2 separate regions of the Homo sapiens genome follow, and region 2 is linked to region 1. Evidence: read pairs that join two places in POLR2A ChIA-PET (ENCODE). Cell type or tissue: Panc1. All regions are shown on one strand. Each heading gives the region's core, and the rest is flanking DNA. Links, peaks and the distances in the headings are about the cores only.

What was found. Peaks named below come from ENCODE experiments on the same cell type or tissue, not always from the same donor. Only the 100,000 strongest peaks of a DNase experiment are listed, where the experiment ranks them.
Region 2: POLR2A ChIA-PET joins it to region 1 with 8 read pairs; 2 of 35 experiments call an interaction of 5 or more read pairs at or near these places.

The regions. Positions count from the first base shown.
Region 1 is chr2:209,346,395-209,363,401 of GRCh38, forward strand. No RefSeq gene overlaps it. Among named protein-coding and RNA genes, the nearest start is that of MAP2, 69 kb to the right of the region's middle. In Panc1, for the core only: no CTCF peak of the experiment used is centred there; no DNase peak of the experiment used is centred there; H3K27ac peaks cover 1,657 bases.
Region 2 is chr2:209,565,922-209,582,928 of GRCh38, forward strand. MAP2 (microtubule associated protein 2) reads left to right here. Exons shown (of 16, transcript NM_001375505.1): 3 at 14,115-14,179. Among named protein-coding and RNA genes, the nearest start is that of MAP2, 150 kb to the left of the region's middle. In Panc1, for the core only: no CTCF peak of the experiment used is centred there; no DNase peak of the experiment used is centred there.

The DNA.
Region 1 (17,007 bases), core at 8,716-12,715:
TTAATGGCAGGATGTGGATGCTTATCCAGTTTCCAGTCACAATCAGAGACAACTGAGTAGAAGGTTATTTTGAATATGCCCTCACATGAACAATAGCCTGAGTCTTCTTTTGAAAGAAAAACACAGAAGGAGATGGAGAGATCAATCCTTAAGCCACTATTAGCTAGATTTACCACTTAACTCACATGAGTTAAGGAGGAAAATTCAGGGTTGTAAAGATAAGAATAGTAACAATAATTATAGCTACCAATTATTAAGCATCAACTATGTTCCAGAAACTTGACATACATTAATCAACACAGTAAATGTGCAAGGACCACACTGATAGACAATGTTGATCAATTAAAAAACTGTGATTAAGGAAAATGAGTCAGTTATCCAGAGACCCTAAGCAACTAACTGCTAGAGGCAAAATTTCAACCCAAGTTGTCAGACTTCAAACTTTTTACAGAAAGGAGAGTTTACAGAACAGGGGATGAACCTCAAAAGTATAACTCTGGGTAATGTAAAGACAATCTAGGTCGGTGATTTGCAAACTTGAATGCACATGGAATTCACCCAGAGGTCTTGTTAAAAACGAATTCGATTTCAGTAGGTCTGGGTGGGACTTAATCTGCATTTTTAAAGCTTTTAATGGCAAGCATTTGTTCAAACCTCATTATTTGCAGGTGAGTAAAGTGAGATGCAGAAAAGTTAGGTGATTGGCTCCATGCCAAGCAGTTTGTTCAATGTGGACAGAGAAAGTATCTCCAAATTGTTCTGGTTCATTTTCCAGTTTATTGTACAAATTGCTCAAAATGAGCATATAGCCATTGCTAGAGAATTTCAGTCTATCCATATATCTATTCAATATAAATTCTGCTCCTGCACAACTACAACCTCATGCTGCTATAATTTATGTACTATAGAGTCCAAACTTCTCCCTTAGTTTCTGTTGCCATATTTAAGATTACCAGATAGATTCCTGAAAATTAGGTGAAAATGGATTTTTTCAAGTAAATTATTATTTAAATGCTTCAAAAGAAGGCTTGGTTTTTTGGGTAGAGAGTAATAAGTTCTGTCATTCAAATATACAGAATTTTTTGAAAAATGTCTAAGTTGGGATTTTGTTTACCATGTTTTATTTGTTTGTTTGTTTGTTTTTTGAGACGGAGTCTCGCTCTGTCGCCCAGGCTGGAGTGCAGTGGCGCAATCTTGGCTCACTACAAGCTCCGCCTCCCGGGTTCACGCCATTCTCCTGCCTCAGCCTCCCGGGTAGCTGGGACTTCAGGCGCCTGCCACCACACCCGGTTAATTTTTTTGTATTTTTAGTAGAGACAGAGTTTCACTGTGTTAGCCAGGATGGTCTTGATCTCCTGACCTCGTGATCTGCCCGCCTCGGCCTCCCAAAGTGCTGGGATTACAGGCGTGAGCCACCGCGCCCGGCCCCTGTTTACCATAACATTTTTATTTTATTTTTTAGAGACGAGGTTTCACTACGTTGCCAAGGCTTACCTCTTGGGCTCAGGTGATCCTCCCACCTCAGCCTCCTGAGTACCTGAGACTACAGGCGTGCACCACTGCACCCAGCTTTGTTTACCATAATCTCTTAAATCAAGGGAATACTAGATAATTAATGAAGTGTATCAACAAAAATAACCCAAACTCTAACTCGATGACCTGGCACAGATCCGTAAGCACATTATTAATATATCTGTACAGATTATGTTATCTCCACTGAAAGACATCTTCCTACATAAGGGAATAATACATTCAAATTTATTATTTTATATTTCTCAGAGCTCATTATCTTGATTTGGAGAAACATTCCTTCTGACTTGTGCATTTTAAGTAGATTTCTCTAGAACCTACTGCAATGCAGCTTGTTCTTGGCAAAAAAAGAAAAGGCAATTCATTTTCTGATTTCAGAAATTCTTTTAAAAATAATGTCAAAAATAAATTGAAAAATAAGAGGGCCATACTCTGTCATAACTAAAGTGTTTTTCAGAGATAGGCGTCCCAAGCAATAACATCTATGGGATGGAATAAATTCCTCAGGCAAGCTGATTTTCATTTCTCTAATAGTCATTCTAATTAGGAGCAATGTATTTCTCCTGAACATATGTTACATATTATCACCAACGGACATGGTGTTTATACGTGGTATTCTTAGGCAAATTACATCCTACTTGCTTGAATACATTAAGTGATTTCTTGGGAGTTTCTGAGCTGACTGTATTTTAAAACCAGGTCCCTCTCCTCTTTTGTCTTCCTTTGTGTGCTTGCCAATTCCTAAGTAGCTGTTTTATGCCAAGTTAATCAAATAGGATCGCACCAACCCCAGCAGTTGGGTCGTTCTTTTTAAGCACATCACAGTCATCTAGCCCTCTCACGCCATTCCGTTTCTCTCCTTTCCCCTTCCTCCCTCCTGCTGTCTGCTTTGACATGATTTTACTTTCTTGTCTTTTCACTAAAGGATTCACCTGAGAATAAATAAGATTAAATTTTACAGTTTGTTATGGTTACTTATCAGAGGAAAAGAATAATGTCGGCTGTTTCTCCTTCTCTCTTTCACTCTGCCCTCATCCCACACACACAAAAACTAATCACTTTACAGATTTTAGAATGCAAACAAATCATTTAGAAAATTATCATATCATTATGTTCTAATCAACCTGGATCAATAGCCATTTCCTGACATACTATTGCACTTCTCTAGGTCCATACTGTCCCCACTAGCAGGGATGTGTTTTACCTATGTAGGTGCCTGTCAAAATGCTCTCCCTCCTTCAAGGCCCAATTACCATCTCTTTGCATCTATTTCTGCTTTGTAACTGGTCTTTCCCACTTTAGTGCCCCCAAAGACTAAGCTTTTTGAAATCAGTTCCAATATCTTGTTTATCTTGTCTCTCCACAGGAGTTATATTTGTGTTTTATTCATGGTGGAACTCACTGCTAGTTTGATAAAGGTCACAGGACAGCAAATGTTAATAATTTCAGGAAAAAATCAGTGCTATAGAAACACAGTTGGCTGTCACAACTTCCTTTGAGTGTCACCAGAAATAGTAACCAGCCAGTTTCCTGATCATCTACTTTCTTGCACCAGAGTTCCATTTGCTTACAGATGCTATAAGTGCTGTGTGATTCTGCTGAAAATGTCTTACATAGATGAGGACAAAGCTAATAGAAGGCATCCCAAGGCATAAGTGACATCAGATGGTAGAATACAGTTAAGTCTAGGAGTCTAAGCAAGAAGGAAGAGCATCATTAATAGCATAGGTTTAGGCATAGAAGGAACCAAGTTCAGGGTTTTAACTGAACGCAATGGTTACACCATTTTGTAAGGATTCTATTTGAAAGTCATGAAATTGTGCTGCCTGCCATATAATTATTGTGCGCTTATGTGTATGTGTGACAATTGATTAGGAATATACATACCCTCACCAATGAAAACCTCTGAAATTAGGTAAAACTTCCTAATGAATCTATACCTTAACAAAGATAATGGCACTTATGTACGTATAATAATTAACAATAGGTACACAATCAAGAAACATTACGTATTCGGGCTACAGACCAATCTTGGTGCACGTATGGATTCAAAAACTACATATGATAATTCTGGAGCCTCCAGAAGTCAGAAACCCCTTGGTTGGGAACTCAAAATTTGAGGCTGTACTAGCAGATATTGTGGATTTGAATTAAGACTATAGACTACAAAGTCCAGACGGGATAGAAGTGAAACGGAGCAATCATGACAACATAGGTTAAACCTCAATCCCATGGTGCAGTCTTTCTTTTTCTTCAGTCTTATATTTCCTTTGGTATGTGGTGGATTTGAGCCTGAAAATGTTAAATAAAGTTAACAAAAATAAAAATGCAGGTGACTCATGCACCTACTCTTGCAGGCTTTTAAATGTTCTCCGTAAAACTCTATTCCACTACATGAGGGTGAATATTTTTTTTCTTTTTTCCTTTGATAACCATAGTATTCCTGGTGCCTATATGATACTAGCACATAGTAACTGCTCAATAAATTATAACTGAGTAAATTAAAAAATTCATTTATTATTGAGCTGAATAAATTAATAAATGGGTACCTAGAGACCAACGTTTATGTGACTTGCTGTTTACTACCTGGATGGGGACAACTTCTGGGAAAAGGTGACAAATATCAAAAAGGTGATCAATAGAAAGAGTGCCTGTTTTGCATGGCTTTTCTCAATATGGCAGAGAACTGTGACTGCATGCATACTAAAAACTGTGAACAACTTCACAGAGGGAAGGCCATCAATAGATATTGTTCAATACTGACGGTATATCAGACTGAAACTTGAGCTTTAGAGATGACCAGCATTTCCTGCAGAAAAAAGAATGAAGTACTGGAGGGAAAAAAACACAGATACCAATCCCAGCTCAAGGTCAACTGGTCCAACTAAGTCATTTAACATCTTAGGATGTTGGTTTTCTTACCTAAAAAATAAAGAGTTAGGTCACCCCTTTTCAGATCCCTTCCAGTTTTAAGAGTCTGTAAAACTACTTGATCCGTTTTTACTTCCAAACCTTGTGTGTCTTTCTGTAAGTGCTTTGACTATTAACCTTAAGCAGGGTTCAATTCAAAAAGTGCATGTAAATGATCAGTAGCAGTGTTAAATGGGCAGCTGTTCCTAACTTTACATTGTTTAACCATCATTGCCTTTCCTTCTTTGCACATAGCTTAAAGAAAATCCAAAGGAGGTTGCAAAAAAAAAAAAATACTTGAATTGATCGATCTAGACAGTTGATCACTTTGTAATAGTGTTTCTCAAAGGGTGATAGTTAGACCTCTGACTGCAGAACCACCAGGGCTCTGGTTTAAAATGGGAGTTGCTAGATCCTACATGAGAGTCTATGAGTCACTATGTTTAGAGATGACATCCAGGAATATAATTTTTTTACAACTATGCTTAAATATATAAATCTTTTGAAAATCACTGGTAATGGGATTTTTTCACCAACATAGCCATGGGCATTTATGGGTTAGAGAAATCAAATAGCTAGTAAAAAATAGAGAAAAATTATGCAAATATATCTGACCTAGCCCGGTCTAAGGTGGAATTTTTAAAGAAAAAGTGTAAAATGGAAGCTAACATCTCTTTCAGCTAAATGTTCCCGTAATTTTTTTCTCACAGCTGTAGAAAAGCCACAATTTTCCTTTTACAAGATTGACAGCTGTTTAATTTTTAAAAGCTGATTAACATTTCTAACTACAGATAAATGGAGAAATAATTCAGTCAAAACTGTTCAAAATTAATCTGCTGCTCTTCTGCTTTAAATAATATTCTGCGATTTCCCACACATTTTTCTCTTTCCTAACATATTTTCCTTATTTTTTTAACCAAGCAGGCTGTGACCTACAAAGAGTCTGTTGAAATGATATATGGGAGGTTTATCTTTTCCTCCATTGGGGAAGCTCTCTAATGGCCAAAAGCTGTGTTTTGCTATATGCTGCGTGAGACCATAAACTCCCTGGGAGCTGGGTGATGAATGCTCATATAATGAGTAATTTTTTTTTCTTTTCCAATTGGGCTTAGATTAATTTCGTTTATTCTAATAAGTGGATGGAGGCAGACATATTATAAAGGATTTTTTTTTTAGAAAATAATCAAACACATTTTATTATTCATTATTTTAAATGATTCACTTAAATTCTTTATATCATTGAACAATTAAAATATTCTACATTGTGAAATGTGCACAGGGGTTTCCATAATAGAGGAGCTTTCATTTCAGAAATGTATATTCTGTACATTGATTTAGTAGTTGATCCAGTCAACACATTTTTTTAAAGATTATTAAACTTTAATAAAAAGACAACACATTTTTTTAAAAAGGGCAAAAGACAAGTCACAAAGGAAGATATACAAAGAACAATAACTACATGAGAAAATGCTGAAAATCATTTACCATGGAGAAAATTAATAGAAACATAAATTAGACTTAAAATATTTTGTAAAATACATCAAAGAGAGGAAAGAAAATGATTTGAAGTAAAATAAGAAATAAACAGGTACAAAGGATCCAAAAATTAGTGACAGATACAGAAAAATGCACAAAAGTATTTAGTACAATTGGAGTTCTTTTTTTTTAATTATTATTATACTTTAAGTTTTAGGGTACATGAGCACAATGTGCAGGTTAGTTACATATGTATACATGTGCCATGCTGGTGTGCTGCCAAACAACACATGAAAAAATGCTCACCATCACTGGCCATCAGAGAAATGCATATCAAAACCACAATGAGATACCATCTCACACCAGTTAGAATGGCAATCATTAAAAAGTCAGGAAACAACAGGTGCTGGAGAGGATGTGGAGAAATAGGAACACTTTGACACTGTTGGTGGGACTGTAAACTAGTTCAACCATTGTGGAAGTCAGTGTGGCGATTCCTCAGGGATCTAGAACTAGAAATACCATTTGACCCAGCCATCCCATTACTGGGTACATACCCAAAGGACTATAAATCATGCTGCTATAAAGACACATGCACACGTATGTTTATTGCGGCACTATTCACAACAGCAAAGACTTGGAACCAACCCAAGTGTTCACCAATGATAGACTGGATTAAGAAAATGTGGCACATATACACCATGGAATACTAGGCAGCCATAAAAAATGATGAGTTCATGTCCTTTGTAGGACATGGATGAAATTGGAAAGCATCATTCTCAGTAAACTATCACAAGAACAAAAAACCAAACACCACATATTCTCACTCATAGGTGGGAACTGAACAATGAGAACACATGGACACAGGAAGGGGAACATCACACTCTGGGGACTGTTGTGGAGTGGGGGGAGGGGGGAGGGATAGCATTAGGAGATATACCTAATGCTAAATGACGAATTAATGGGTGCAGCACACCAGCATGGCACATGTATACATATGTAAAGGATTTTTTTAACATTATCTGAGTTTACAATAGCTATTTTAAAATTTGGAACTTGCGATAGTTTGCTGAGAATGATGGTTTCCAGCTTCATCCATGTCCCTACAAAGAACATGAACTCATAATTTTTTATGGCTGCATAGTATTCCATGGTATATATGTGCCACATTTTCTTAATCCAGTCTATCATTGTTGGACATTTGGGTTGGTTCCAAGTCTTTGCTATTGTGAATAGTGCCGCAATAAACATGTGTGCATGTGTCTTTATAGCAGCATGATTTATAATCCTTGGGTATACACCCAGTAAAAAACCAAACACCGCATGTTCTCACTCATAGGTGGGAATTGAACAATGAGAACACATGGACACAGGAAGGGGAACATCACACACCCGGGACTGGTGTGGGGTAGGGGGAGGGGGGAGGAATAGCATTAGGAGATATACCTAATGCTAAATGACGAGTTAATGGGTGCAGCACACCAACATGGCACATGTATACATATGTAACAAACCTGCACGTTGTGCACATGTACCCTGAATCATAAAGTATAATAATAATTTTTTAAAAAATTTGGAACTGATTGGTTTTTTGGATATTTTGATCGTTTTTGTTTTCTTGCAGAAACATTTATAAGTTGGTAAACTGCAATGTAAAATGAAGTGCTTTTTTTTTTTTTTTTTTTTTTGAGATGGAGTCTTGCTCTGTCACCCAGGCTGGAGTGCAGGGGCGTGATCTTGGCTCACTACAAGCTCCGCCTCTCAGGTTCACACCATTCTCCTCCCTCAGCCTCCCAAGTAGCTGGGACTACAGGCGCCTGCCACCACGCCCAGCTAATTTTTTTGTATTTTTATTAGAGATGGGGTTTCACCATGTTAGCCAGGATGGTCTCAATTTCCTGACCTCGTGATCTGCCCATCTTGGCCTCCCAAAGTGCTGGGATTACAGGTGTGAGCCACCGCGCCCGGCCAATGAAGTGCTTTTTGGTACCTGGTCTGGGTTGTAGACATTACTGCTGTGTGTGCCTGTGCAAATACTTTTTACTTTTGAAGAATTTTGCTGACCTGTTTTTTTTGTTTTGTTTTGTTTTGTTTTGAGATGGAGTCTGGCTTTGTCACCCAGGCTGGAATGCAATGGTGCGATCTCAGCTCACCGCAACCTCTGCCTCCCGGATTCAAGCGATTCTCCTCTCTCAGCCTCCCAAGTAACTGGGATTACAGGTGCACGCTGCTACGCCCAGCTAATTTTTTGTATTTTTAGTAGAGATGAGGTTTCACCATGTTCCCCAGGCTGATATCGAACTCCTGAACTCAGGCAATCCACCCGCCTTGGCCTCCCAAAGTACTAGGATTACAGGCGTGAGCCGCTGCACCCAGCCCTGCTCTCTTAATGTTAGGTATTGCTATTTGACTTGCCTTGGCCAACAGAAGTGTGTAAAAGTGAGGTGTCCTTTCTGGGGGTTGGCATTTAGTTGGTAATGATTGAGCCCACTGGAAAATCATGGACACATGTGTTGGTGTGAAGGTGCCTCTCCTGAGAGATACAATCTGAGAGCTTGTTTGAAGGTTGCACAGTTGTTTTCAGCCTCTTTAATTGATTGCCAGTTTCTCCTCAAACACTTGTTCTTAATTGTCAGACTTGACTCTCCTGGAAAATTGAGGAAGATATTGTAAAAATCTTGCTGCTTCACAGAAATGTCCAGGATGAAACTCCACTGCCTTTATCTTGTGCCATTCATCCTATTTCTGGAATCCAGTCCCCAGTGTATTTCAAGTGGCTCCTTTCATGCAGTGTTCTCATCTATGTGTGCCTAATCTCTTGGAAATTTCTCAGCATCAATATACCTTACCTCATTAGTCTCTTGTATTAGTCTGCAACTGGCATAGTTAACTAACAAGAGTTTCTCTTTCTAAAATTACAAAACAAAAAACAGATTATTTCACTGAAAATATCAGTAAAATTGGTTTCCTGCTCCAGTATTTTGTACCTCTCTCCTGTCACTTTATTTATCCGTGGGACATAGTGAACCTATTCCCCAAACACATTCCAAACAAAATGTTTCAAACATTGATATGGTTTGGCTGTGTCCCCACCCAAATCTCATCTTGAACTGTAGCTCCCATAATTCCCAAGTATTGTGGGAGGGACCCAGTGGGAGGTAATTCAATCATGGAGGCAAGTATTTCCCATGAGTTCTCGTGATAGTGAATAAGTCTGATGATCTGATGGTTTTATAAAGGGGAGCTCCCCTGCACACACCCTCTTGCCTGCTGCCATGTAAGACGTGTCTTTCTCCTCCTTTGCCTTCTGCCATGATTGAGAAGCCTCCCTAGTCACGTGGAACTGTGAATTCATTAAACCTCTTTTTCTTTATAAATTACCGAGTCTTTAATATGTCTTTATTAGCAGTGTATGAACTGACTAATACAAACATTAAAACCAATTTCACAATTATATTAACATAGCATATTGTAGTATATATTGAGACATATGAATGTATATGAAGTAGGTATAACTTTATGTAAGGCATAAAGAATGAAGATACAAAAACATGACTACCAACAAGTTTAAGAAGAAAATTATTACGAATGCCTTTGATGTCCGGTGACAGCTGAGCTTATCCCTGAGTATTCCTCCCCCAATCCTATCCACTTACATCCCTTTAGAGATAAACAATTGAGGATTTATTGTCCCCCTATTTTTATTTACAGTCCTACTGTCAGAGGCATGTGAACCAGAGCAACTCCATCTTGAATAAGAGTTAGGTAAAATGAGGCTAAGACCTACCGGGCTACATTACCAGACGGTTAAGGCATTCTAAGTCACAAGATGACATAGGAGGTTGACACAAAATACAGGTCATAAAGACCTTGCTGATGAAACAGGCTGCAGTGAAGAAGCCGGCCAAAACACCAAAACCAAGATGGCCATGAGAGTGACCTCTGGTCATCCTCATTGCTACACTCCCACCAGCACCATGACAGTTTACAAATGCCAAGGCAATGTCAGGAAGTTACTCTATATGGTCTAAAAAGGGGAGGCATGAATAACCCACCCCTTGTTTAGCACATCAACAAGAAATAACTATAAAAATGGGCAACCAGCAGACCTTGGGGCTGCTCTGCCTAGGGAGTAGCCATTCTTTTATTCCTTTACTTTTCTAATAAATTTGCTTTCACTTGACCCTGTGGAGTTGCCCTAAATTCTTTCTTGCATTAGATCCAAGAATCCTCTGTTGGGGTCTAGATTGGGACCCCTTTCCTGCAACACTACCACATATATTTGTACTAAGTTTTTGGTTTTTCTGAACTTGGATGCTTTTGAACTTTATATAAATGAAATTATACAATGAGTAACCATGTACATCTTATTTTTCCACTCAATATTATACTCAATATTCATTCAGTTCTCTGCATATAGTTCACAATCATTTATTCCTCCACTGTAAAAATTCCACTGTACAAATTCCACTGTACAATATTCTACTGTATCATATATATATATATTCATTCCAGTATTGATTGACATTTGGTTTTATTCAATTTCAGTTTTTTTAAATTGCAGATGATGTTTATATTGGTTGACATTTGGTTTTATTCAGTTTTATATCAGGATTTTTAAAATAATTGTAGATTATGCTTTTCTGAATAGTCCCCTGCATGTACTTTAAAATCACAGACAATTGCAATGAACCATACAAGCAGTTGTTACTGAATTAAGTTTGAAAAATTTGGTTTGGTTGTGGTAGGTCACTGCAGAGGCAATTTGGTGCAGAATATTTTATGGATGCACACCATATCTAAGGGCCCTGGGTGATTGCATAAATTATCATAGCAAATGAAGATAATTTGAGATAAAGAAGAGAGGAAAATGGCTTTGGCATTCCCCACAGAACAAAACTGAACAGTCGCTTTAAGAGTAGAGGCAACTGGAGAATGAGAGTTCACGGAAGCATGAATCAGCCTGGATACTGAAATATACAAGGAGCAAAGCTCCTTCATGAACCAGCTGGAGTAGAGGCCAGTGTAGTTAAAACCTTGGGGAAGGGGATAAATGATACTCTATGGGTTAGGTGGAAAGCACCAAACAAGAAAATTGCAAGTACACTAGAGGTAATGGGCCTTGAATCAGAAAAGGTTTAAGAAATACAAATATATATATATTTGTATATATATATTCTTTCAAAGGAAGAAGTAATAACTTTACAGATAATAATAATTGGCACCTTTAAGAATAACATCACTGTAAATTCATTGCTTCGTTTTGCAAAACACCTTGAAATGTTTACGTATGGAAATTGGCAGTAGGAGCTAAATAACAAAGGCCAATAGAAGTATGGTAATTGGGAATTTGAAAGGGAGAAAGAATTTAAGGAGCCTTGAAGCTATATGGAGAGAGTGAAAATTGGAGTAGAAGAGCAACTAAAAGCATCCTGGAAAACATAACCATACATAAGCATTTTTAGATTGGGTGATGTCCACTCCTCCCTTACTTCCCATATGAACTCTTCATAAAGCTTTGTGTTGTCCTCACAGTTTTTATATGAATGGATCTTCAGAGGGAACCTAGGAGTTACTGAGCTATTCATCTCAGCCCCCCTAGTGTAATACAGATCACACATAAGGAGAGAAAGAAGCACATGAGATTATGGAAGCGTATATTCCTGAAATCTAGTCATTACAATTCCTTAAGCCATGGAATTGGCATTTTATGGTAAGCATACCTAGATTTCATGGGGCAGGAAGGCCCCAGCTGACACACTGATAATACTAATCTACATCCTTAAAGAAAGGTTAATTAATATTTTAGCTACAGAACGGATTATGATTCTTTTTCATTGCAAAAAAAAAAAATCCAAACACAAATTAAATAAATAAAAAGGAAAGTTTCTCATCAAACCTTCTCCATCTTTCCCCCATCTCAGTATCAGCCCAGAGGTATTCATGGATATTTACTTGATCAATTTCCTTCTTGAGCATTTTCTTTCCATTTTCATACACATGCTGTATTCAGTAGACCTTTTAGTATCTATAAAAGGCTCTTTTTTTCTCACGCAATCTTTTCACCAAGAGCTTACAAATGTGAAATTCTGTACTTTCTGTATTAGAAGGTTGTCTGAGTCAAAAGGGGCAGCCCTCTTATGAGTGGTGCCCTAATTTAGACTCCTGGATGTATCCCCAAATTATTATTTCTTTCCATATTCTGAATAAAGCTCTTTCCATAGTCTGAAGAGAGCAATTTTTGTTATTGCCCCTTAACGGAATATTGACACAATATAAGCCATTTCTAACAGAATGACTGGAAAAGTGGGTATAGACAGCCAGGAACTTTTCTGTTCTTTCCCCTACTTGGATAGAATCCTATTTTCAAGTGTGTGACTTTGGATGAAGTGCTCCTAGTCACTCTTAAAGTTTCTATATATGTTCCTAGAAAGTTCCTTAGGGAATATTTCATTGCCTCTGTTTCTGTGTTTGAAACTAGGACTATCCACTTTTAGAAAAGCTTAGCCAGATCATTTTGCCTATAATTTCCTTTTTGGATATGCCGAAGAATATGTAATAAAAATCTGTCTGAATAAACCCAAATATTCTCCTTTTCAATAATTAGAAAATAAAAATTCTAATTGAAAGCATTGTCTCAGAGTTAAATGATCAATGTTTTATTTTTATTAGTGGTACATAAGATATTGTGCGTCTTACAATTGATAACATCTTAGATTTAATGAAATATGGTATTTTTAGTCTTCATTGTAGCTATAGGACAAGCATATGAGCCAGTGTCCTACAATAAAATAAACCTACATGAAACTTTGTGTCAGACCTGACCTATGTGAATAAACAGGTTTCTATTTTTGGTGACTTGAGTGTGGCTGATACAGCATTGTTCTGAGTTGGTTGTGGCTGCTATTTGGGCTTGTGGTGCATGGTGGTTCAGAAAGTGTACTGGAAGCTTGGTTCTAATCTGTTCTTCAGCAACTCAATGATTCTGTGAGCTATCTAACATCCACAAACAAATTCCTTTAATGTAGAGACTAGCCGAAGCAGATTTTGCTGTTTGCATTTAAGAACACTAATAACACATAAACTATATTTGAGAATACAATTGCTGGAAAAAGGACTAACAATGCATAAATAATTCTGGGCCTTGACGTTCACTTGGGAAAATAAAAACTATTCTGAGTCCCACCTTACACCATATAAGAAATAAATTTCAGGTAATTAAATATCTAAATGCATAAATACAATCAGAATAAATATATTAATAATAACTGGAATCTGTGAAGGTATACAAAATCATGCATACATTGGTAAGGATTATCAATACACACGATCTTGTTTTTGTAAACAATTTGGGCATTATTTATCAAAATAGTAAATGTGCAATTCTTTGTAGCAAACTTTACCTCTAAGAATCCTATAGTAATATAATACATATTTGCAAAGATTTCTATATAGAAGTCTTTATGACAGCATGGTTTGTTATAGGAAATAGAAAATGAATCAGTCTATACAATCTACAATAGGGGAATTGTAAAATAAATAATGGTATGTCTGTGTAATTAAATATTCTGCAACAATATCAAAAAATGAGGTAGATCTTTACGTAATAAGCCTGATGGACATACATGATATAATCCATAATGTATGTGAGAATGTGTACACATTGAGAATGTTTGCATACACTAATACCTTAAAAGATGCCCAACTGTGATCCTCCTTGAGGTAAGAGACTGATAAGAAAGGAATGAGAGTTTTTAACGTTTTATTCTGTGTTGTAGGAATTTATTATAATGAAGATTATTGCTTTTATAATTTAAAAAGCAATAAGGCTTAAAAATAGAAATGGCCTCTTCAAAGGCAACAAGTCTTTCTTCTGAGGTTTTTGGCTATAGATTTAGTGGAAGTGATTTAGATTCTATGGAGTTTCTTTTTGTGAGAATGAGCACCCCAGTCCAGTGCAGGTAGCTATTCAGAACACTGTTGCCAAGTCTGCTCATATAATTTAGGGTCCCCATCTGGATGCATGCACTCATTTGGCTGGAACAACAAATTTACCTGTCTTTGCATAAGCTTAGCCACATCATTCCTTAAAAATATGTGTGTGTAATGGACTTTGTATAAGGGAACAATAGAAAGTCTTCCTCTTTCTTGTTTTATTTTTCTGACATTTATTAACTCACATATGCTATCTTTGAAATAAAAAGTTTTCCATATGCAGAAAAATGAACCTAGATTTATCAAATATATTGACTATAAATGAAGTAAATATTCATTACTGGAAGAATTACCATATTTAGACGTCTTGTAAAGCAATAGTCAATTGTATTACAGAACCAATTCAGAAGTACAGCTCAGAAATAAGCCTACAAATAGACAAAACTCAACTTTGTTTTGACACTGAGAAATCTGAGGCAGTTAAAATTGACAATTATCTCAGAACAAATCAAAAACTTTCTCACCATTTTAAGTTATTAAAAAGTACCTGTCAAAAGCTTCTGGCTAACTCTCAGAAAAGCTGTTTAACTTCAAGAAATGCTAAAGTAAATTAGAGGAAAAACAAAATGATAGATTCTGCTAAATAAGAAATGCAAAAAAATACTCTGTATTATTTGCTGTGCTTGGATATTCTGTGAACAATCCTAAAGGTACTAGTGGTTAAAATCATGTTATGAAAAGCAATATGTGCCAGCGATGCTAAATATGCATACTTCCCAGTGGCCGAGGTAAATTTAAAAAAATCTTTATACATACTTTAACTATGAAGAAAATATAAACTTTGTGATGTTAAACAAGGAGATGGTTTAGGATAATATGAAAAAATCATGTTGTTATTAGATAGAGAACAAAGTGTTTGTGTGTATTTACTGTAATGTTTTCTAAGTCGCATCCCCGCCCACCAATGTGCTGATATTGAAATGTCTATGATTTGATTCAAAAATGGCATCTTAGATCAAGGGTAAGTCCTTTTCCTAATAGGCCACTAAGCTTGTGTTTGTTGCTAATTTCACTGAAGTGTAATACAGTTTTAAAATTGCCTTTTACTTGCAGCCTTTCAAAAATGTTAATTAGGCCCCCACCAATTTCAAGCTTGTATTGCAATTCTATGTGTAGACAAATGGAGTGTCTTATTGATTTTTGTATTCCCTAGGATATAGATTAGTACATTGACCAAAATGCTTATTCACAAAATGTTTTATGATTGACAATTAATGCATAGCTTTACTGCAGATATTTGTCATCTCGGCTATAACACAATAAGGCAATTGGTTTACTATTCAGTACCTAGCAGATTAATGTTCCTGCTTCCATAGAAACCTAAGCTTTGGTTACTGCGACATGTTAGTGAAAATACAAATGTGTTATCTCTTTCTTGTGGAAGGCAGTAATTTTGCCTCAATTCAGAGATACGATATTCTATACCTGGTATAAATTTGTGCTATTTAAGAGTCTACAAAGTTGTACTGATGCACATAAATTTTGCCATATGACATTTTTATGGAAATTGAGAAAAATCAGTTTCTTATTATTTAATAATCTTATCTTTTAAAATTTTACATTATGAAAATTTCTCAGATACCAGAAATTATGCTAATCCTTTTGGGCAAATAAGATTTTCTTGGGCAAATTAAATTTCATTTTTAATTGTTAGCTATTTAAACATTGTCAAGTGCCATTGCTAAAGAACAAATATTATTAGTTCCAAAAATCTTATATATAGTTATATTAATTTTGCTCTATAATTCCAAATTATTATATCTAGGTTAATACAGATTACTTCCTGATTTCCTAAAACATAATTTCTCCAAGTTCCTTGGGTACTTAGTAAAAGAATATGGAATTTTTGTCATGTATTATATTTTTATTATATCTGTATTTCTCTAGCATAAAGTAATTTCTAATTATAGATTCCAAATAAAGATGGATATAAGTATCTCATATTTCTTTAATGGTTTCTCATGCAAAATACTTGTGAGAATTAAAGCGAACACAATAACCAGAACAGATTACTACCAGAATACCAAAATTTGTCATTATGAAAGAGGATGTTATATCTTCCCACTAAAGACGAATTATGATTTCATGTTTACCTTTTAATCCTTGCTAGACATTCATCCTTGTTTTGGAGTAAGTGCAATGGTAATTGAAATTTGTCCAATACCACAGAGTTAGTAACCAGTAGACTTGTGATTAGCAATGGTGGTATTAGGAAAGAAAGAAGCTGCCAAAAGTAAGAGGGGTACAGGGTTTTGACTTGATACTAGGAGGCTAAAAACAAAAAAGCTCATTGCGAATGACTTGCATTTAAAAAGAGAAAAATAATGACTTCATTTTTATTAAGAAACCTGGCAGGCGCCACCTTAACCAAGTGATTGGCTCCTCTAGTTTCACTGAAAGTTTTGATCCCTCTCCTCAACCTGCATGTTATCAATGCCTGCGGATCTGTCTTTAGCAACACAAAACAGCTGCTCCTGTCACTAAATTAAAATCTTAAACACTTTGTTGCTAATTCTCATTAAAATTTTGACTGTGACAAATAATCTTATTTGGGACTTAGTGGCTCATTGCTAATGACTAGAGTTTAAAAAGCTAAAAATAATTACTTCATTTTTATTAAGAAACCTGGCAGGCACCACCTTAACCAAGGGATCAAGATTAACATCACCTGTCCTAAGATATACTGCTATATATCATGTATCTCTGATATATATATCACAAAACGCTTTATGATTGACAATTAGTGCATAGCTTTACTGCAGATATTTATCATCTTGGCTTGTTATCACTAAAAAGGACACATCACTTCCATTATATTTTTTCACAAAATTAATATCCTCATGCTAACCATTTAAAAAATCAGGTAAACCCAATTGAGGGACATTCTACTAAATACTTGACCACTATTCTTTAATGTGTCAAGGTAATAAAAGGTGAGAAAAGGCTAAGAAACTGTCATAGATCAGAGGAGACTAAAGAGACATGACAACTAAATGAAATGTGGTACCCAGGACTGAGTTCTGGATCAAAAAAGACATTAGTGGCGAAACTGGGGAACTTCAAATAAAGTCTATAATCAGTAGTAGTACATCCATA
Region 2 (17,007 bases), core at 7,396-11,395, 220 kb after region 1:
AGGAAATTTTTCTAAGCAAAGATTTTTTTAATATAAGTAGCCAAGCATTCAATCTAGGGAAGAATGCAACCAGCCAGTCAATAATGATGAAATACTTTTTTGTCTGTTTTTCATTCTCCCTCACTCAGCGACTGCTGACTATGCACCTCCAGGCCAGAGGCCTATTGAGAGTGACATTCACTCTTTCCAAGATAATCCTCATGATAGGATGCACTTAATTTATCCTGTTGATGAGACTGAACTGCATTGATTTGCATATCATCAATACACGTAAGTCCTGAGTGGAGGACCAACCATCCTAATTAATATATCCTCTGTCACGGACTTGCTGTATCTAGCAAATTCTGGAATAATGCTGATTGCAGGTGGCTGGTGAATATTGACGCTGTTCAGGATTTATAAGGCTGTATTGGAAGGCACGTGAAACTAAAATCTTCCTTGGAACAATGTCCCTGTTTAAAACTACTCTCATTCAGACCCAGCTGGGCATTCAGCAATGCCAGCTATTGAGTAAGATCTTTCAAGTGCCTCAGCCTGCTTCACCTGTCAGACTGGCTCAGTGGTTTAAAAATGAAACTCTATTTGTTTCCAAAGCTCTTCATCCTCCAACTCTTCTCTATCCATGTCGCATATTCTTGCTTCTTCTTCTGATTTGAGTGTCTTAACTCTCCTAACACACATCATCAGTTTTCATTTAATTCTTTTTTCAAGTGATGTACAAATAGTGCTGAATCAGTCTTGGCGTTTCTGTGCTATTTTATCATCTTCACAACCCCCGTTTGTTTCTTTGTTTTTTTGTTGTTGTTGTTGTTCTTCTTCAGCTTTTTTCTGTTGTAAGATAAGTTTCTTTTTCATCACACTTGGCTTTTAACTCATGAGTGTCAGTTTCTCAAGGTTTCCTTTTGTGCATTTCTTAACACAGGCCTCACATCCCTTTCTCTCATCCGCCATCAATCAATCATACATTTTGTTAAACAGCTCCAAAATAAAATAAGAAATTATAAGAAAATTAGAAGCATCCCCGTGCCACTAGAAAAATCTGTTTTTGAGGCATCACCTGCTTTTTTCTAATATGTCATCTATATGCGTATAAGCATTACAGTAGAAAGTATGTATAAACTGGACATTTGATTCACTTTTCTTTATTTTTTTTAGCTTCACTGGTTTAAAAATAAATAAATACCATGCTGCAGCACTACATACAATGATCTCAGTGACAACATATCTTCCTCCCCATCAGCGACTTCTTCCATTTTTTTAGGTCAATGTCCACAACACAAATTAACATTATTCATTGTACCCAGTGTAAAAGGAGCCTACCAGATATTAGAGAAAGTTTTGTAAAACACATCAAGTTTGCCCCTAACTAACATAAAACCAAGGACCTATATAGATGAAAGTTTATTTAAATGATTCCGTAACTATTTTCCTTGACTATGTTCCCCATTACTTTGGGGTAAAATGGAGGAGAAAGAGTTGAAAAGGGGAAGGCAAAACAAAGATAATGGAAAAGTCAAAAAAAGCAAAACACAAGAGTGTGGTAGCTCAAGAAAAAGGTCAGTGGTCCTGGGGGTGTGGAAATTTCTCTTCCAGACAGATCTGTTGGCCCAGATTCTTACAATAGCTATTTTTGCATTCCATTTGAAATAAAAAAGTAGATAGACCATGCCTAGAAAAAAAATTGAGTTCCGTTTTACAGAATATTAAATAAAACACTGACTTCTTCAATTATATGTTTGCTATTAGTAGCAAAAGGAAAAAAAAAGCCACAAAACTATGGAAAATGAAACGAGTATAAATATAACATAACATGAACTCTTTCTCGCCAACTTAATGATAATGTTGAGAAGGAATATACATATATAGGCATTGCTTATGTATAATATTTCCTTTTGATTTAAAAGCCAGTATATCTTTTACCTAAAATCCTTTGCAGCTGAGAAATCTGATGATAGAATGAGCCATGAAGTTTTAGTAGAAATAGAAACAGTACGCCCACTCTTCATCTAAGTTCCTGTTTCTTTTCACACTAGGGATTTGATATTCATCATCTTTATTCTTTGGTTCCAATCAATAGGAGAATTTGGAACTTTCATGCACATGTAGATGTACTTGAATACATTCTAAATATTCAAAGTGTGTTGTAGTTCTGTTTTATTGAAATATCTATAAATAAATACCTGCATAGATAATTAATTCTCTCTTCTCATCTCTATTGTAACCTTGGTACAAGGACTAGAGGAAGAGGAGAGACTAAGAAATTACATATGTAATTCCTGGTGACCATCACCCTAGGGTACACTGTCCCCTCAACAGCCAAGAGAATAAGTCTGGATTTCATAAATTTTTGGAATATGGATTTCAGTTATTCACAAAATAAATATATGCATTTTCAGAAATCATTCCACTTATGATATTGTATTTATTAAACCATCAAAGTAGACATATTATTTGAACTGGGAATATTAGATACTGAAAATAAAAGCTATAGGATCATGCAGAATTTAAGCTTCTTCAGAATAATCTGGTCATGTTAAGGTTAAAGATTACTAAATTTAAATGGATTGGCACTAGCTGACCTCTTAAGTTCTGCTGGCTCTCCAATTCAGTGAAGTTGCTGAAGACTGAAGGAACAAGAGAGGTTTAAAATATTGAGATATATTAATCTTCAGTGCTTAGAAAGCAGTCAACAAAATAGCTCCTTTTAGTAGTTTTCAAAAACAAATCAGGTATTTAGATCTACTGTCATGAAATGTAGCATTTGATTTTGTAGCATTTGATTTGATTTCAGTCTTTCATGAAATTGTAATGGCCCCACTTGTGGAGAATTTGATTAAATGAAGGTTCATTTCCTGCTTTCAAGAAGATCAGCCAAGAAATTAATGACTCTAGAAGATGGTTCTGCTTGACTGGTTGGCTGCTAAATAAAAATTTTATTTAGTAAAAAATCTTCCGCACTAATTCTCTTAATTTTCCTTCATGGTTTGCCCATTTCTCTTGCAAATATTGTTTGCCTATAGGGTAGTTGTACCTACAGTGAATACGGTTTGTCTTAACACTTAGGTTATATGTAAGATAAAAATAAATTTACTAGTTATAACTAAGGATTCACAAGTAGATAAGAAAAACTGCTAGAATAATTTTTGTAGAAATAAAAAAATAAGTAAATACTTTTTAAAACTTGAAGTAAAGGAAGAGGGGTTACTCAAACTCCCTATAAATGTGCCAAAGATGAAAAATCTAAAATTTGTATATTCAAATAGCTAACCAAGACCCAAAATAAATGAAACACTTACACTACATGTTTTATCTCATGATTTCTGAAACTTTTAGCCCTAAGACTTTTAGGAAGGTAATTTATGCTTCTTATATGAGCTTTAATGTTTTAATTTCAGTGTTTCAGTGTTCATGCATGCATGAATGAATATTTATTGAATATTTATTGTGCACCAGTTATATACCAGACCTAGTTCTAGGTATTTGGGATACATTCATGAACAAAACAGGCAGAGTCTTGCCTTCATGAAGCTTACAAGTGAATGGGGAAAGACAATAAAGGATAAACATAACAAGTAAATTAATTATGTGGCACATTAGAAGATGATAGCAAAATGGAGTAAGGGGGATTGGGAGTAGGAATTACAGATTGCAGTATTGAATAGGATGGTCAGGTGAAGCCTGCTTGAGAAGGCAATATCTGAGGGAAAACTTCATGGAAAGAATAGAATTGTCTGAAATGAAAAAGTGTCCACACCAAAATTTAACTATTAAAAATGTGTTAACTTTTTTAATGGACATAGATTACATAACATGATATGGTGTTTTCTCATGTAACGTTTAAGATTCACCATGATGTTTGATGATTTCTAACTTGATAGAATAAAATAAGGGTAGTGATTGTGTTAAGATACGTACTTTACTATTATCATCTGTACTTCTAAGATAGGAGTTAATTTCAACAAGATGTTTCAAAACAATCATAATAAGCCCAAATTGTCAAACAGCAAAGTTCTTTAAAAACCCATGAGCCTATATTGCACTCATATATTCTATATCCTCTGCCAAGATTAAACCAGATAGATAGTAATTAAAATTAAGATGTTTTCCTCACCTCCAGGAATGCTTGTTTATACATATATATTATTTAAATATGAACTGATGGAATCTGAAATAATTCTGACAGTAAAAATCTATATTTTTAATCTTATCTGTTTTATGCACAGCCTACTTACATAACAAGTAGTCTGTCTAAACTCCCTCTCCTGGAAAAATAGAAAATTCTTAATTCTGTGTTTAATTTATCTCTTCCCTTTCTGCTATCTTGTAAGTGTAAATGGAAAATTCTTAGTTCTATGTTTATCTCTTCCTCTTCTGATACCTTCTAAGTGTTAGGCTGAATTACAAACTAATTAGCTGAGAAGTCCAGGGATTGAATTTCTGCTCTACCACTTACCAGCTGTGTTCCCCTGGGCACTTTACTAAACCTAATTAGGCCTATTTCCTCAACTGTAAAATGGAGGCACATGACTCTCAGAATTGTTGAATAAAATAATGTACTCAAAAAGACTGGCACTTTATAGGTTCTTAATCATTTTATCAGAATCATGTCATATGCTTTTCAAATTCGCAAATATTAGAATAAATAACTGAATGTAAATTACTGAAAAATGGACCAAGCCCGTATCTAATAACAGGCATTATAGTATAATGATGGTTTTTGTTTTTTGATTTATATGTTGGCGATTCTGAGAAAGGAAAGAGCTTTATGACATTATGTGCTTGTGGGAATTTTGGAAGCCATTATGAAAAAGGCACAATTTTAAATGAACCTAAAAGGAAATGTAAGATTTGGGTTGGAAGAGAAGAAATCAGTGATTCCTGAAATAAACTTACGATTACGATAGGCCTCAATGGGTAATGGATTTTTGTGAAAAGGATGATACGGGAAGCATCTTAGCTGTCCATTCTTTTGTCATAATAGCGTAGTTCTGTAAGGGCTGCTTCACACAAATACTTTCACTTGTTGCCATATTCCTAAAATACAAATTTTACTTCCATTTCTCATTTCATGTGCTTTTACTTTACAGTTGCCATTTATTTACTAAAAGCCAATGTAAAACATACTCTCCCTACTAAGGAGAATGTGCCCTTACAATTTGTTTATTTAATATACACATAATCATATAGTCTTTATTTACACAGCCATGGTTACATGGTATGTGTGTAAAATATATGCTTATACAAGAACCCTTTTGCATAATATTCACTATAGATCCTAAAACTTATGAATGAAGAACTTCTAAAACAATGGCACCATAATATTTATTACAATTTTTATTATGAAGGTACATTACATTAATAGAGTGCCCTCTACCCCATGTCACTGCCACTCAGGTCAAGAAGACATTGTACATCTTCCAAGTCAATACAGTCTCTCATACTACTTTCTACAGAGGTAAACAGTATTCCGATTTCTTTCTCTGAATATTAGTTTTATCTGCTCTGGAAGTTCATATATTATTCCATATATTTAGTTTAGTATTTACTTTCACTAGATATTGCCAAACAGTTTTCCAAAGTGGTTGTATTAATTTAAGCTCTCACCAGCAATGTATGAGAGTCTTAGTTGTTCAACTATTATAGTTTTCCTTTCAACCTCTTGAGAGCTTTTAATTCCCAACATAGTTCTTAAAGTGTAATGAGATTATGACTTCAGGAATTGAAGTAGCAATTATTTTTCATAATTATAGTTCATGTGACATTGTTTTTAAAAAGAAGTTTGGTTTATTTTACTTTAGTAAAAGTATGTGAGAAGACTAGAACTTTGAGTATAGTTATTTCATGAGCTTAGGTGGTAATGTCATATGAAATCTAAATATGGCTTTTAAGCAAGTGTTTTTATTAAATTGCAGTCAGACTTTGAATGCTGACAATAAGAATAACCTGTCTTTCTTTCTCTCTCTCCATTTATACCATCCCATTGGCTTTACCTTGATAAGTGAAATAAAAGCACTGATGGAATAAAGAAAAACGAGAATTTATTACTTTTAGAATTGTGCAAAATTTGTCAGTGAAATATGAATATCTCGGAGGTTCAAGATGGTGCATAATCCAAAAATAATTTGAAATGTATTATGTACATACATTTGGATAAGAATATAAGTGATTTTTTAAAAAAATCATCATACTAAGATTCTAAATGAAATAGTCAAGCTAAACTCTGTTCATCATAACTCAGAAGTATTAAAGCCTGATTCAAGAGCAATTGGAAAGTGATTTCTAGTTATCTTGTCTTACTCTTCACCCTACTTGGTTGGAATAAATTCATCCTTCTCATTGCAGTACAACTCTAATTAATATCACAGTGACTATGTCAAAGATGACCACATGCAACGCGTATCTCAATATGCTCTTTGCTTTTTATAAATATACTTTATTTTGTAATTTGTTTTTCATCCAAGTTCAGTGGAGATACTAAATATTTTGTTTAAATATTTCTTACTGGGTTTTATGTATAAGGCATAGTTAAAATACATATAAAGTAAGGCAGATAGTTATAGGACTTTGGGCTTGTATAATATCAATATTATTTTCAAATTTTAAGTAAGTTAATAGCCCAGAGCTCAGTGGCATAGAATACCTAGTAAACTTAAATGAAATATCAAATAGACAACAAGCTAACAAATCTAGTCCATTTTTTAATCATAACAAAACTTGTGGCAGGAGTCAAGTGATTCAAGGATTCTACTTTTTCAGGAGAAATTTTGTTCCTCAGTAATAAATTTGTCCATTGTTTGCTGTCAGAATTATTTGCATGAGTTTCTCAACATACAGATGTTTTTATAACTAGTAACTCAGCTTCGTTGATGGTGTATAGTTAATACTTTTTATAGTTTTCTATGAAAAACAAAAGACAGCCATGAGAGTGATTTACATATATTTATCCTTTAGATGCTTAGTGATTGTCTTTCAACTCCTGACCAGTTGTTCTTTATCACATAAATCAGGGATCCACTAGAGCACATATCTTTCATTTATAATACCATGTTAATCCATTTGTCCATGTAAAAGAAATTTTTAAAAATGGAGATCTGCAGATCTGCAATTGAATTTGTTAAAGAATTCAAGAAACACTTCTAGAAGATTTTCAGATTCCCACATGAATCAGAGTCTCATGGCCTCAAAAAAATGAATAGCTTTTGGAGCCATGCTTCTAACAATTTGTAATAATCTGGAAGGTGCCATGGATTGAATTATAAACTTGTCATATTTTAATTAGTGGCCATGGAATTCAAAGACTTGCTGCCTAGAGACTGGGACCTTTTTATTACTTTTTTATCTTTCTTTTTTTTTCTTTTCTTTATTTTTCTTTTTCTGTTTTTTTTTTTTTTTTGAGGAGTCTTACTCTATTGCCCAGGCTGGAGTGCAGTGGCACGATCTCGGCTCACCACAACCTCCGCCTCCTGGGTTCAAGCAATTCTCCTGCCTTAGCCTCCTGAGTAGCTGGGATTACAGGTGTGAGCCACCACACCCAGCTAATTTTTGTATTTTTAGTAGAGACAGGGTTTCCCCATGTTGGCCAGGCTGGTTTCGAACTCCTGACCTCAGGTGATCCACCCACCTCAGCCTCCCAAAGTGCTAGGATTACAGGCATGAGCCGCTGTGCCCAGCCCCTTATTACTTTATTTTTTACTGAGTTATTGAGATATAATTCATGTGGCATGAAATTCACTCGTATACAATTCAGCAATTCAGTGGTTTTTAATATATTCATAGAGTTATGCACTCATAACCATTACTTAATTTCAGAACATTTTCATTACCCCAGAAAGAAGGCCCTACGCATTAGTTGTCACTCTCCATTACCCTCTGCCCCAAGCCTCTGGCAGCCATTAATATACTTTCCATTTTTATGGATTTGACTATCCTAGGTATTTCATATAAATGGAATTATAAAATATATGGCCTTTTGTAACCACCTTCTTTCACTGAGTATAATGGCTTTTAGGTTCATTTGTGTTGTGACATGTCAGCACTTCACTTTTTTATTGCCAAACAATATTCTATGAATATACCACATTTTTTAAAAGTTTTATTATTAATATTTTTGACTGACAAATCATAATTGTATACATTTATGGGGTACCATGTGATGTTTATTTGGTTTTTGTACAGTACAATGTTATTACCTATGATTCTCATGGTACATTCGATCTCTAGACTTGCTCATTCTACATGATGCTATTTGGTATACTCTAACCTACATCTCCTCATTCCCTGCCACTGCCAAACTGTCCCCCAGCCCTGTCACTGGTAACCACAGTTTTGTTCACTGTCTGTATCATTGAATTTTTATTATTATTGTTATTTATATCTCACAAATAAGTGAGATCATGCAATGTTTTTCTTTCTGTGTCTAATGTACTACACTTAGCATAATGTCCTCCGGGCTAATCTACATTGTGGCAAATGGCAAGATCCTGTTCTTTTTTAGAGCTGCATAGTATAGATACACACACACACACACACACACACACACAGACACAGAGATTATGGTTTCTTTATCCATTCATCCATCTACAGACACTTAGATTGTTTACATATCTTAGCTATTGTGAATAATGCTGCAATAAACATGGGAGTCATTTTGTACAACTCACGCTACCCAATCCCGCATCCATGTATAGCTTCTCTAGGTATTAGGTTGAACCATTTGAAATTGGCATTTTGTAGGTAAAAAGTAATATAATTTTATCATTTTGTATATCTAAGACTAATGTGCTGATTATGACACTTTTTGTCTTTTTTGACCAAAATATATTTTTGTGTGGACCAACTTTGTTGGAAGAGAAAATGTCATCTATAGTAAATAAGGCAAAACAGTGTTCAGTGATTTTGGATATCATGATAATTTGTAAAATACTTACACATCTGCCTATTTGATTTAGAATAACAAACTCAAGAATACTAGGGGAAAGCATAAGTATTATTTCTATTATAAATTTTTGAAAGTACAAATTTTAGTAAGTGTAGTCATATCTCTACAAAGGTCATTCCAAAATATTTTGGCCATGAGGCAGCATTAATTTGTCAAATTTTATTTTAAAAATCTAAAAATTATAATTTAGCACATTTTAATACCAAGAGAAGGCATGATTTATCAAACAAACTCTTTCTGAGCATTTAAAAGCTGATAGCCCCATGCTAGGTACTTTGCAGAATTCAAAGAGAGTAGGAGACAAGTCTCTATTTAAAATAAATTTACATCCTATAATAGAAATTATAAAACATATTGATTACAAAATATATGGCAAGGAAGGCCGGGTGCGCTGGCTCATGCATGTAATCCCAGCACTTTGGGAGGCCAAGGCGGGCGGATCACGAGGTCAGAAGATCGAGACCATCCTGGCTAACACAGTGAAACCCCGTCTCTACTAAAAATTCAGAAAACTAGCCGGGCGTGATGGCGGGTGCCTGTAGTCCCAGCTACTCGGGAGGCTGAGGCAGGAGAATGGCGTGAACCCGGGAGGTGGAGCTTGCAGTGAGCCGAGATCGCGCCACTGCACTCCAGCCTGGGCAACAGTGAGACTCCATCTCAAAAAAAAAAAAAAAAAAAAAAAAAATACATATATATGTGGCAAGGAGTCGCTTACAAATAAAAGGCAATATTTTTAAGAAAGACTGAATATATAGAATAGGGAAGACAATATGGAATACAAAAACTTCTCTTGTGTTTAGACATTCCAATTCATCCACTAGTGTGATTTTTCATATTCAGTCATTTAAAAAACATGTTTGAGTGCCAGTACGCTCCAGGCACTGTTTTAGGTGCTTTGGATACCAGTGTCCCAAACATGTAAAAATGACTGCCCTCGTGGAACTAGCGGGGTGAAGTTAGAAGTAAATAAGAAAAGTTTATGCTATGATAAGTGCTATGGAAAAAAGTAAAATGCAGCAGGGAATGAAAAGCCATGGAAAGGGCATGGTTGCAACTTTCATTATGGTAGTTAGGAAAGCCCTGGTTGGAAGATGATCTATGAGCAAAGGCTTTAAGGAGGTAAGGAAGATAAGTCTCCATTATTCATTCCTGGAGAGTTTAGGTAGTCATACACAAATACGCAGACCAATATATTTAGGGAATGAAATCAAAGTTATTTCAGAAGAGGCACAGGGGTGAATTAACTAAATTTGGGAGTATAGCTAAATCAGATTCTTAAAGATCAGGCATCTACAATGAAGCAGATATGACAGAGGGGTGGAGTCATAGTATCTCATCAAAGTGAGAAAAGGAAGTGTGAAGTTAGGTTTCTGCTAATTTATTTATTTATTTATTATTTTGAGAGACGAAGTCTTGCTCTGTCGCCCAGGCTGGAGTGCAGTGGTGCGATCTCGGCTCACTGCAACCTCCACCTCTTGGGTTCAAGAGATTCTCCTGCCTCAGCTTCCCAAGTAGCTGGGACTACAGGCATGCACCACCACACCCAGCTAATTTTTGTATTTTTTTTTTTAGTAGAGATGGGGTTTCACTATGGCCAGGCTGGTTTCAAACTCCTGACCTCAGGTGATCCACCCACCTCAGCCTCCCAAAGTGCTGAGATTACAGGCATGAACCACCATGCCTGGCCTTCTGTTAACTAATTTATTAAATGAAGTGTCTTGAAAAGGAAATCCTGTTTCCCACTTTTTTTCCATTCCCAGAACCTGTAAAGAGTCTGAAAAATATGTATGTGTGCCATCACAATTGATTGAATGGATGAATGGTGGTAATCCAAGGTCTAAAATACTGTCAGACAGAAGAAGGGTAAGGCAAGCATCAGTTTAGGCTTTTGGGCATAAATATGAAAAATCTAAAAATTCACAGAAGTATCTCAATTGTCGGTTGTCTTGTATTCTTAGAATATGACATACCTAAGGGCAGTAATTATGTTTCACATATGGTACTTACTCCATGTTGGAAACAATTGGGAAAAAAAGAAAAGAAAAAGAGTGTACCAACTCATTCTCATGTACTGAACTAGGTATCCCTAAATATTAAATGACCTCCAGAGAGTATTAAATGTTTTTGGAAGCTGTGCTATTTTTTTAGACTGACCAGGACCCTGTTATGTGCTTTCATGATAGAATATGATTCATGTTCCCAGACATAAGTCTTAGGCATCATTTTTTATGTTCAGAAGTGAACAGAAGACAATACATTAAAATAAAGCATTCACTTTGAAAAATCACCTCATTATCCAAAATCACTGAAGAAAAATAGACATTTAACAGGGAGATTATATTTAAAGGGGCATTTTTTTTTTTGCGGGTCGGGGGAAGAATTCTAACCAGTATGTAGGATTCACTAAAACCTGAAATCTCTTGTGATTATTACCTGTGGTAGTCATACATTTTCAAAATGTGATTTATTCATTTTATAGCTACATACTGGGGAGAGAGGATGATGATGGTGGCAGCAACTGTCTTTTAGACATCAAAAAAAGCAGTATGACCCTATCTATAGATGAGTTAATCCAAAAGCATTGAATCATATAAACTGAATATTGAAAGAACAGTTTGGAAAGAAAATAAAAACAGTAAAATATGAAGGTCAAAATTCTAGCCACATTTACTGAGTAGTTTAGAAAGATTTTAAGAAATTTTGCGCCCTCCAGTGGTTGTTTTGGAATGAATTATTATCATTATTATTGTAATTTTTAATTTTACCTGGGCTTTCCATTTTCCAGCTTCATTGTTTTTGGTAACCCAGGAAAGTTTAACTTGTCTATACCTAGAAGGTGCCTTGGGAGACCGACTCAATTTGATTACCCAGTTTTATGCTTGCAGAAATAATGAGGCCAGTAATGATAAGAGTGCCTAGTATGTAATGATGAAGTTCAGGCTCAACAAGATAGGTTCACAAAAGGGCAATCATGCTTGATTTATCTGATTGCCAGACTGGAAATGAAAGAAAAGCAGTGACATAATTACCCCAGATTCCTCAGACCTCAAATACAATCCAGCACAGATATTTGCAAAAGTCTTCAGAATGATTGCAATGCATTTTAAAGAGGGACATACATCACTGCTGTAGCAAATACAAGAAGGTTTAAAAAATCAAAGACAAAGGATGTTTCTGGAATCTGTATTGCTTGCAAACAGAACAAAAGAGAGCAGGGAAAGAAAGTCACTTGGTGAGAGAAGAAAGGCAGAGGATTGAATCAGGAAACGCTGCGGGTGCCTGGGTTTTGTGACCTTGGTCATATTCTTTGGGCCTCAGCTTTCTCACCTATGAAACAAAGGATGTGGACTAGGCTAAGTGGTTCCATGAAGCCAGTATTTGGATAGAGGCAAGGGGTAGCAGAATTGATCTCATACAAAAGAACTGTAGTTTGAATATTTATGAAAGCAAAATTAGCTAGTGATTAAAAAATGGGGCAGAAAGGTGGCTCAAGGAGAATGCAAATTTATCTTAATTCAAAATACAGTATAAAACTGATGGAGGCGATTCTTTCAAGAAGGAAAAAAAAAAAAAGAAACATATCATCTGTCTCTCAATTTCCTTCCCTGTAGTCTCATTCTCTCTTCTCTGCCATCATATTTTTTTTTTCTTGACTTTCTGTTTCCAGTAACCATGGTGATGCTTCTTCCCAGCAACCTTCTTCACAGCTGGCCTTTTTGGTTCTCATCGAATTTTGCTCCATTCACTGGTTCAGGTTGCTAACAATGCTGTAAAAATTAACTTATTTATTGACATTTTTCTCCTTCCCTTTTCCCCAGGAAATAAATGCAGGAAATTATTCCACACTTAACCTCCCTACACAAGGGCACTGTAAAATAGGGATATTCAACTGCTAATTTCAGTTGCTAACATGGAGGGGATACAGATTATGCCAAAGATTGAATTCTCTGCCTGGGCCCTCAGGGACTGAAAAGCCCCAGGACCAAGCTGGTTGCCACCTCCTTTTGCTTTTGTATGTAAATAGATTGCCCCCAGAAATCACATATCGGCCCTGGTTTTCTAATTCTCTGTTTTTTTTTTTTCTTTTTCTCTTGTAAGGAAAACATGGCCAAGTGCATAATTATAACTGTTAAAAGGGTATTGAATTTTCTGTAGGAAAATATACATAAATATATGCATTTCTTTAATGAAGATATTTATTTTGGAATATAAATAAGCAATATGCGATAGTTAAAAATATTGTAATTATCTGCCAATGACAAAACATCAACAAATCTCTGATGTCCTTAATGCAGATAATAAAAATTCCCATAAACTAGTATTTAGTCATGTCCAGTTTGTGTAGCTTAACTTGTTTGTAATCCTATATGCCTGAAAACTGTTTCTCTATTTAAGCGGTGTGTGTGTGTGCGTGCGTGCGTGCGTGTGTGTGTGTGTGTCTGGCATTAACACAAAGGAGACCAGATGATGACATTCATAGGCTGATAGACTCGACTCCTGGGGACACACTTGGATGGAGGCAATTAAAATGCCTGTCAGGCATTTGGTACCAGAAGCCCCTATGGCAAACCGCTAAATCGTAAGTGAGGGCTGCATCCTATTGTCAGTGAATGATGGCGGAGCTGAGTGGCTTGTCATCATTCTCGAAAATTCTGAGACTAGTGAGCTCTCTCCCTCTCTCCCACTCGCCTTATTTTCCTGTTCGCCACTGCGGGGACTTCTAATTTGCAGCTTCCCTTTCCCCGGCACACACAGACACGAGCTGGTGGCTTGCAGACTGCGTCTGTCTGGAGCTAGAGAGCCAGAGAGCCAGCCTGTGGGGATAATGCTCCCGGAGAAGGATTCTGCAGCAGTTCTCAAAGGCTAGACTTGAGTGGTATTGCTGCATATGCGCTGGTAATGGTTTGGGGCTTTTAATTTTATTTCGTTTCATTTTCAATTCGTTTTTCATAGGATGTGCTTTATGTAATCTCAGAGTAAAGATCTTTTAAAATTCATTATTGAGCTTCCTAAATATTCAAGTACTGCATTTTTTTTGTGCTACAGACCTCCAGGCATAGATTTATTATTTGAGTATAAAGAATGCATTTGCTTACTGGTGAGTTATAATTTTTGATATTTAGTTAACAAATCCATATATATATATATATATGTTTCTTTTGTTTTGTTTCGGTAGATTCTTCAGCTTGTCTCTAACCGAGGAAGCATTGATTGGGAGCTACTCATTCAGAAAATTAAAAGGTACCACATGTTTTGTTTGGATGTTTTAATGAGGGAAAATCAGGGGAGAATTGGAATGTTTTTATTTAAATTAATTTATCTATGATTGGTCTTTTATCCTTAAGCTTAAGTTGATCATTGTCTATTGCATATACCATTTTCTATGCAGATACTTCTATTATCTAAGGTTGTTTTGATTAGAGGATGACTAAAGAATTGTGTCTTTTGCCTATGTTGCAAGTTATTAACAAATATCAACATGTTTGGCTTATTTGGAGATTTTATCATTGTAATGTTTTTTTTAAAGTCCAAAATTCTCCATCTAAATGAAAATTCATTAATTTGAATTTAAGAGAAATATGCTAAGTAATGATTTTATCTGAACAAATCCTGCTAAGTGATTTATTAAAATGGTTAAATGAAATGCCTTGCCCTTCCCAGGTAGAATGGGTGCTAGAGACGAAAGCCCAGGAATGACTCAGTATTGTTGGCTTTACAAATAAAATATTGTAACTTCTTTATTGACATTTCAGTCTTTAAAATGGACATATTTAAAGGCCGAGGTTGTTAGTTCTTAAAAGAAGTTATTTTACATTTGCTTTATTTGGAATTGACAGCATAAGAAAGTAATCCTTCATCTTGCCATGAATGCACTTGAATCCACTTGATCCTGGGCCTCATGCCTTACATGAAAAACATTAATTTTGAAATTCAGCATCAGGATATATATTGATTTGAGATGGCAATTATGGATATTACCTTTTCTTTAAGACCGTCTTTAACTTTAATACCTGTTAATATCAATAAAACCTATATTTGTAATTTGCCTTTAAAAAATGGAAGACATTTTCTGCCCTGCTGAGAAGAAAATCAGTAATACCTTTTAAGCCTTTCCTTGGGATCTATGTATAATATTTCCTCTCAAGACTGTCAGTCCGAAGCATTTTACACAATAAATTTAATTTTTGAAAAATATACCTGAAAATAATGTCCAACTACTGACACTGAAATATTATAAGTATGTGAGTGTACACCTGTGAGTGTGAATATTTGTAGCAGGTGAAGGAGAGTAATACATTGTCCTTTGTTAATATCTGCAATGTATAATCATGAGAACCTTAATTTATTCATTCCACAAGCACTTCTTAAGAGCCTTGCTGCTGTGGGTAATTATTGTGAGAGAGAGAGGGAAGGGGTAGATGACACTGTCCTCAGCCTTCTAGAGTGTAGGCAGCATCACATAAAGATTTTTGAACAGGAGAATGAATTCGTTAAAATAAATTAGTGTGGTCTGAGAAAGGAAATTGCATTATTTCAGATATTGAACAAAAGCTAATACTAGTCTTGAGACACATAAAATTATATTGCACTTCTTCTTCAGAAATTACTCAGTGGAATCGTGTATGAAATCCCCCAAACAGGATTATTTCACCTAGATATTGTAAAACTCTTGAGACCATTCTCTCTTTTTAGATTTCACTCAAAGTAAGTGAAAATATTTATGTTTGGTGGAAAAAAAATCTATTTGGTATTTGCCCATCTGATTAAATCCAGAGAGCATATATTTCACATGAAGATCTATTTCCTAATCTTCAGACTCATTCAGCAACTCATTATATTAATTTTGAACTTTAGGATATGTGTATGAATTGGAAAAGGGTGAAATTATTTAACTGCTAAAAAATGACTCCAATGCGTTGTCAATAGGAACTAATAAGTTCTGTTATGATTTGTCTGGATATTGGAGAAGGGGCATACAATCTCACCAACAGGCCTCTGGCATCTAAATTTTGGAGGACCAGTTAAAAATTCATCTAGCGGTATGCTGACAAAATGCATATAATAAAAAATGAGTTTATTAAAATAGTAGGTTGGGTGATTAAAGCAGAACAGAATTTGACTACTAGAGTCAAATTCTGGGACCTATATCATGGTTTTTCTAGTCAATATTGTGGTGAGTTAATTCCTTTACTGATTTCACTCATTTTTTTCACTTACATTTTTAACACATAGTATAGTGCCTGGGTCACAGTAGGAATTCAATAAATATTTATTTAATTATTTCACAAATAAATGAATTTGTCAGCATTTTCCCCTATTACTTTTTTGTTCTTGCCTTTCTTAAAATTATACACTGTGAAACAGACATCTGGTCATTTTTTTTTTAGTTACCCAAAATATTCATTACATGTTTCTAATAAATAATAATTAGATCATTACACTGGATATAAAAGTGACAAACCATGTATAGAAATTTCTTTAGGCTGTACGGAATAGGATTTTTCTGGTTTTAGATTAAAACGGAAAGAATTCTTGAAATGTCCCCTTTCACTTTCATCAGCTGGGGGAAATATGCCAAACTGCAGCCTGAGCTTTGCTTATGGACGCTTCCTAAATACTACTCCCAGGCTTGACATTGTTTATTGCTTTTCATGTCTTTGGCCAAGATTTTGCTGCAGCAAAGGGGAGGAGGCCTTTCCCCCCATCCCCTTTCTATAAATGTAATATGAGAAATGATGTCATACTTACCAGTCCATAATGAGCAACAAAGCATTTAAGGATAGATAGATAGATAGATGATAGATAGATAGATAGATAGATAGATAGATAGATAGATAGATAGAATATTTTCTGTATATTTAAGGAATCTATCAAGAAACTTCTAGAATCACATGGCTTTAGAGAATGTTATTCTTTCTTGCTGTCATTTATTTTCATTATTAAAAGTATAATTTTTTGTTATTAACAATGTGACGGACAGTATCCTAAGTCCTTAACATATATTATCTCCTTTAGCTCTCCCTGTAATCCTGGGAGATAAGTGTGGTCTCCATTTTACAGATAAATGA